Linked DNA regions of Homo sapiens: region 1 is linked to region 2. The links are chromatin contacts, found by Hi-C in ENCODE. All regions are on one chromosome and are shown on one strand. Each heading gives the region's core, a stretch centred on a gene start or an enhancer-like site at or near the end of the contact. The rest is flanking DNA. Distances are from core to core; before and after follow the strand shown.

Region 1 (3,843 bases), core at 5-2,504, 2.7 Mb after region 2:
AATGATAAAATGATGTAATATATGTGAAGTACTAGTAAGCATTCAGTGCATGTTTTCTTTTTCAGCGTGCTTATACTACTTTCATCTAATGGGTTTTAAATAATGTGGCAGGACTACTGATTGAGGTTCCTTCCTGTCCTAAATTCTATCCTTCATATTGGTAAATATAGCCAATAACTTACTAAGTAGCAGAATCCATGTAAGATCGCCATACCAGGAAGATCTGAATTCTAGCTCTGCCACTTGCTGTTGATGTGACTCTAGAGGGCATTTAACGTCTGTGAGCCTCAGTGTGCACCTGATAAAGTAGGGCTAATAATACATGCTCGTCTGAAGGGCATTCCTAAGAGGAAAATGCTTGTTATTCTGCAGATCACAACACACTTTAAAAAACAGCATCCTCCTGGGAAACCCCTTAAGGCAAGCATGTATTAGTAACCTTTACCAATGTGGAAACAGGCTCACAGAAGGTAGGGGACTCACCTAACGTCACATAACCAGCACCACAGTATCCTATAGAACCGAAGACCCAACTGCACAAAACGCGTTAGGAGTGCTGTACGTGCAATTCAGGGACCACCAGCAGTGGTTACTGATGGGTACTCAGAAATACCGTTTTGAAACAGGCAGCTGTTATCCTAGTGCTATTCGGCCGATACATCCTGCGTTAAATTCTATGGGTTCAATAAACAAAATTGCCACATTCGGGCTTGCCCCCCACCTAACCCTACAAAGCTTTGGACCTCATTCCCAATTGTTCCCTAATTCTGAGGCGGGTAGAAAATCAGGCGAGGTGAGCGGCCAAATCGGAATATTCTAAGACGCCCCCACGGGACGCCGGCCACACCAGGCACAGGAGTCGCTCCTCATAGCGAGTCTGGTGCGGCCTACGCGCGGCGCTTCCTTTCGGACCTGAGGCCCAGACCCTCAAAATAGAGGGAGCGGTGAGTCTGGCAAGGGTTGCATACCCGCTACTTCTCCTCGCCAGCCTTTTCACTGAACCTAGGGATCCTGGGACTCATCCCTCCGACCGAGGTAAAACTGCGAACGGTCGAGGTAAAACTGCGAACAGTGGTGACTGCCGTCAGCCCGCTGACCGGTCCCGTCTATCCGAGCTGTCTTACCAGCTTGGTGGCCCGATAAGGCCCGGGAGGCACACCCTGACTCTCCATAGGTCTGTCAGCGCCCGGTGGCGTCCATGGCGGCGAAGGCGACACTCAGGCCCAGCGGCCGCGGCAGTGGCGAGTCTCGGCACAACCGTTGGCCCCGCCGCCGATTTGAATAGCATAGAGGGCTGCGCGGATTGGCCGCGCCGCGGGTCACGTGACGCCACAGCCAGGCTCGGGAAGGAGTCGGCGAGGGCCGCTCGGCTGCGTCCTGGGGCTCCAGTAGCTGGCGCGGGCTGGGGTGGGCTGGGCTGGCCTGGGACCGCCTCGATGGGACAGGCTCGGGTTTCCCTGGCGCTGTTTCTCCCTCCTGCGGTCTACGGCGAGGCGGAGTCACAGAGTCCTGTTTTCGTGCTCAGAGGGGATGAGCTCTTTAGTTCCAAACGAAATTATTTGGAGTCCAGCCTTTGGTTTAAGGGAATTTGAAATTTGAAAAGACAAGAAAATACGGTTTTTCTGCCTGGCCCTACAGGATCTTCAGCAGTTAGCTTAGAAGGCAAAGCAACCTGATGGATATGTGTCGCAGTTTCTCTCTCTGCTGCCTATCCTCTCTCTCAGCAGGTGCCATGATTCTCTGAAGTGCTAAAATCTAGGTTCAGAACCCCCTAATTGTGCAGTAAAATGGATCATTCAGAACCCCCCAGTTGGGTAATAAAATGGATTATAGGTAGTCTTTCTTAAGTACATACAATGTGGGGCTTGGGAAAGGTTGTGTACAACTTGTCAAATTGCTTCCCTTAAACTCTACCACTGTATAAGAATGTTGGTTATGTTTGGATCGTGATTATACACTTAAAATTTCACTAGGATCTTAGAAAATAAATCTTCAACAGAAGTCAATTTTCAAATGACAAAAACTACATTCCGAGAGTTGAAGAGACTTACTCAGTCTTAGGTCTCCTTGGCAAAGCACAGACTTCATGCTTTTAATAAATACCCTGTCACCAGTCTGAAACTATCTGATGCTAAGAATCCCTTAGTAAAGTGGGAGATTGCTTGAGTGATTTGAAGCTGTGGAAGAATTCACTTGGAAATTAAATAGCAGTTTAAGAGGATAGGATGCAGTAAAAAGAAGAGATAAAGAAAAATGTTCAGGGAGTGGTAGTGTAGGTCTGTGGAGTTTTCCTTAATTTGGGCAGAAGCACATCTATTTTCTACCAGGACCAGTGGGTAGGAATTTTCAAAAACATACTTGGTAAACAGGAACAATCTACTCAATTTTCCACTTATGTTAAGGAAAAGTAAAATGATTGATGTTACAAAATAATGTTAACTGTTTCTTACCTGGCTTTATGATACATTGTCCCAGGATTTTCGTTTTTCTTTTCTTTTTCCTTTCAGAAGGAAATGGAGATGAGACTGTGGAAGCCAAAATTTATTTTTGCCCAGCTCCCCAAGTTGAAAATCATCTCACATACAGCCTTTGATATAGGTAGCCACAGCTTAATAGTACCTTAATAATCCACTGTGGCTGTGGATTCACTCTGCACCATCCACTTTCACATTTATAGTGTCTTTAGATGATAAAATATTTAAAAGTTAGGTTTTTGTTAAATGTGAGTGGTCTGAGTTTCTTTAAGGTAACTTTACATACCTTTGCTCTTAACAATTATTCATTGATTGCATAGTTTAAATCTTGGAAGTCATTTTATTTCCTCTCATTACCAATTCTGCGAGAGTCACTTTATCATCCTTTTCCTAATTCTCCTACATTAGAATTTCTCAGAGTGGGTTAAAAACTACATGTTTTAGAATTTCCTGCAATACCTGTTAAAATGCTGATTCCTGGGATTCCCCAAATCCTGATTGGGGTGTATGTATATATGTGTATGTATGTGTGTGTGTGTGTGTTTGTCATGGGAGGGAGAGTACAGGGTAAATGTGTAGGGTTGGAGGAGGCTGTATCTCTGAAGACTGTGCAGCTGAGATGCTGTAATGCCCATGAACTGCCTAGCTGTGGACTTATATATGAAAGAAATATGAGCCTCTGTTAATTTACTCTTCTAGCTGAACCTAACCTAATCTACTCATTGTGATACAATGAGTATCACAAAAGAAAATGAGCTCTCTTCTTTTGTCTGCCACCATGTGAGATGTGCCTTTCACCTTCTGCCATGATCGTGAGGCGTCCCAAGCCACACAGAACTTAATTCAGGTAGCTGGAGAGATAATGGTGGATGGGAGGCAGGACTAGATTGCAGCTCCCACTTGGATGGAAAGAGCAGAATGTGGAGGCTTGCACTGTGAACTTTTGCTCCAGAATGACTGCAGGAATAAATCAGGAAAGCTGAGAGAATTGATAGACCATCTGAAGGAAGTGGATTGCTCCTGCAGGACCCGGAAGACACCCCAAATACTGTGCTGGCTGGTATCCATGACTGAGAGACCCACAGACAGTTCACATCACACGACTCTGTGCAGACAACCCCCAGTACCAGCCCAGAGCCTGGTAGACTTGCTGGGTGGCTAGATCCAGAGGAGATAACAATCACTACATCTTGGCTCTCAGGAAGCCACATCCCTAGGAAAAGGGGGAAACCACTACATCAAGGGAACACTCCATGGGACAAAAGAATCTGAACCACAGCCTTGAGCCCTAGGCCTTTCCTATGACAGAGCCTACCCAAATGAGAAGGAATCAGAAAACCAACTCTGGTAATATGACAAAGTTCTTTAA
Region 2 (3,387 bases), core at 778-3,277:
TGCAGAAACAGGGCTTCTCCAAGGTGGAGTGTTGATAAATTATGGGATATTCCAAAAGTCCTTAGTCCACACTTTCTGCTCTAGCAAAGGTAATTTTTGCTATTTATTTTGACCTAAGTACCTTTATAAAGATTTTGTTTTTTCCTCTGGAGGAAGGTAACTAATATTTATTGAGCACTCACCATGTGCCAAGCATCTTAGGAAATGCTTTAAATGCAGTCTCATTTAATTCCTACTATTACCTTGTGATGAAAGCATTATTATACTAATTTTGAGGATGAAAACATTAAGCCTCAGCCAAGTAATTTGCTTAAGTTTATATAGCGAGGGCTGACTTGTTTTTTTTCTTTCACCAACCCAAAGTCTATACTTTTTCTAGTGCCTGCTTAAGACTCAGTATGTTAAAACTTTAAAAATATTTATTGAGAGTTTCAGTATGTTCCAGGTATATAACTTAGATATATTTATTTTCATTTTAAAGATGAAGAAATGGAGAGGTTCAGATTAATACTTTTTTCAGCATTACACAGAGCCAGGATTCAAACTTAGGTCTATCTGACTCCAAAGCCTATGCTCTTACCTACCACATTGACTTGTAAGACTTTTTCTTAAAGGGTTATATTTTAAAATTATTATTAATATTTACAATTATTTTCTATTTAATTCTTTTCTTAAGTACATAAATGCCATAAGTGCTACCCCCTTTTCATGCAAATATAGTGAGTTAATGTGGAGGATCTACTACTAAATGCCTTTAGGATTCTGCTAAACGCTTCGAATACGTTAGGGTTTCTCAACCCCAGTGCAATTGATACTTTGGGCCAGATGATTCCCTGTTTGGGAGACAGCCTGTCTCGTGCATTGCAGGGTGTTTAACAGCATCCCTGGCCTCTACCAACTAGATGCAAACAACACTCTCTTTTCCCCCTACCCAGTTGTGACAACCAAAAATGCTTCAGACATTATCAAATATCTTTTGTCAGAGAGGAAATCACCTGAAGTTGAAAACTAATGGTCTACATTATCTCATCTTATCCTTAGAACACCCCATGAGGCTCATATCATTATGATCTCAGCTTTACACAATAAGAATAACTTGCTCAGGGTCATATGCTGAGAAATAGTATCTTCAGGGCTCAAATTGAAGGCTTACCTATGACTTTGGACTAATTTTTGTTGTATTTCATGGACTACGTCTTGTCTTCAAACTTAACTTGAGCATCCTCAAGGCTTGGCTATGTCAGATTCTCCTTTTTCTTTTGCCCCAAGGGCACCTAGAAAAGTACTTAATACCCAGCTGTGCTTTGACAGATGTTCATTAAGCAAATGACCCATTTTATGTGGGTCATATTTAAATAAGCATATTTTAAATAAAATAGAGCTGAGTGCAGTAATTAAGAATCAGACACATCACAGGTTTACATCTCATTCCTGCCATTTATTAGTTATAGGATCATGGAAAAATTTTTGACCTATTTGATTTCCTCATTTGTTTGTGACTAATAATCCCTCCTGTGGATAATGTGAGGAGTGAGTTAACATATAAAGTCATCTAGCATAGTACAAGACACAAGGTTACAAAGTTAAGTACATGATAGCTACTAGTAATACAAATAATATTAATATTAATGATAGTAAGGTGGCTTGGATTTTCTCTTTATATTATGACATAATTTACATATACTTTTATTTCAATAAATTTAGAAAAAAATTTCTTGTCTGCCTAAGACAACTTGAAAGCTGCTGTTTCATTAACGTTAAATAAAAATTACATGAAATATAAAATATACAGAAGGTAAATGAGGAAATTAGGGGGAAAAAGTAAAGCCAAACAAACAAACCAAAAAAAACCCCAGGACCATTAAAAGACAAAATTAACATATTGTAGTACTGAGGTTTCAGTGAGGAATTAAGCTTAGTTCCTTTCATTTCACTAAAGAAGTTTTAACCCTTGTGGTGGCTCAAGGGCTAGGGCTTCTTTTGGCTTTGAGAGCAGATGAATTGACTCATCCCTGACCTCAGCCCTCAGCCTTCTGCTGATTTGGCATCTCTAGCTTCCTTCCCCGAGGTCTGACCTTTTGCCTCATTTCCTCTGACTCAATTTTGGGTTCTGTTCTTGGCTTTCAGTTTCTGCTCTGAGAGTTCCTTTTCTAAATTTCTGGGTCCTCTTGTAGGTTAGTTACTCACTTGTTTCAGTTTCTCTGCTGGTCTCCTTCTTAGGGTATGGCCCTCCATGCTCTGCCACACCTGGGTTGCATCAGCTGCTCAAAGGCAGCATTTCTCACCTGCTGCTGCTCTCCCTGATCCAGGGCCAACTTGGACAAATCCCTTCCAAATGTAATTGGCCATAATCATGTAGGTTTTAACTATAGGTTGGTGGCATTAAATTTCCAAGACAGTAAAATGTCAGGGTGGAAATTCATTGTTTTTAGATACTGGAGGGACTTTCTGTGTTTTAAATGCCTCTCAATTATTTTTTTCATCCATTGGCACACTTTGGAATGTTAATATTTGTAGTAAATACTGAACTACATAGATAATGCTGTTTGTGGTTCTAGGAATTACATGCCTATCCTAGGGACTGAGGGGACGACTGTCTCAGCCTCCTATATGATATTATGTATAGAAATGCACTGGTTGAGAAGCTCTATTCTAAAGTCTCCATGAAAACACAAATAGATAGCACTGGGCAGGGGTTGGGAGAGAGTATAACACCTTAAACAATTATTCTCTAGCTTCTTTATTTCTATTTGCCTGTCAACTGCTTTCTAAGGGTCCTAGACAGCCCTGGAAAAGTTGCCCCAGGAATACAAAACCTTAAGAATGAAGATAAGGACACTAAAGTTTCTGTAGGGGCTGGAGAGGGAATACCTAAATCTATTCTAAGACATGTTGGGAGATACTAAAACTGGAACGAGATTGGGAACAGGCAGAGAGTTAGGAGGCTACCGAGGGAGTTCAGGAATGAGGTATTGAGGGTTTGGTTTATTAGCTGCTCACCTGTAGAGGAGTGAGTCACTTATTTAAATTCATACAGAAAATATGTAAGCATATATGGTGGGTTGGTTGTTAATACTTTGTCAAATGCATGCCACTTAACTAATCGTGGGAGGTCACTATAATTACCATTTAGATGTGAGAGGTATACGGAGGGAGAAAGAAGTCAACAGTAATATGCAAGTTACTATTTTAATTAATTGGGGGAATTGAATTGCCATTCACTAAAGAAAGACTAAGAAAAAGATACAGTTTTGCTGGGGGAAATGGCATGTTGAGTTTTGAACGTGCAAGTTTGAGATATTTTTGCCATATAAAATAATACCTATCTGAAAAGTATTTGGAAGGTGGTCTGGAACTCTCAGGAAAAAGCCAGATCAGAGTAAACAG

Evidence for each region. A loop is a pair of places that touch in the nucleus more often than their neighbours do. Pooled maps may share reads with other maps.
Region 1: a loop to region 2 is called in a map with no recorded cell type, with 4 times the contacts of the local background. The contact joins the promoter of DEPDC1 here to the enhancer-like site in region 2. A Hi-C loop is called at or near these places in 2 of 37 single-sample maps with no recorded cell type and 2 of 50 pooled maps.

The regions. Positions count from the first base shown.
Region 1 is chr1:68,495,828-68,499,670 of GRCh38, forward strand. It overlaps DEPDC1 (DEP domain containing 1), which reads right to left and starts at 1,255. Exons shown (of 12, transcript NM_001114120.3): 1 at 1,125-1,255. The coding sequence starts at 1,172. It overlaps DEPDC1-AS1 (DEPDC1 antisense RNA 1), which reads left to right and starts at 849. Exons shown (of 3, transcript NR_110671.1): 1 at 849-944. RefSeq lists enhancers at 936-985, 1,096-1,155.
Region 2 is chr1:65,810,132-65,813,518 of GRCh38, forward strand. The region is part of intron 1 of PDE4B (phosphodiesterase 4B); the gene reads left to right. Among named protein-coding and RNA genes, the nearest start is that of PDE4B, 19 kb to the left of the region's middle. RefSeq lists an enhancer at 2,041-2,270. Within about 2 kb of position 2,028, at least 2 of the 41 ENCODE cell types and tissues checked have a DNase peak (open chromatin) inside an H3K27ac peak, as active enhancers do.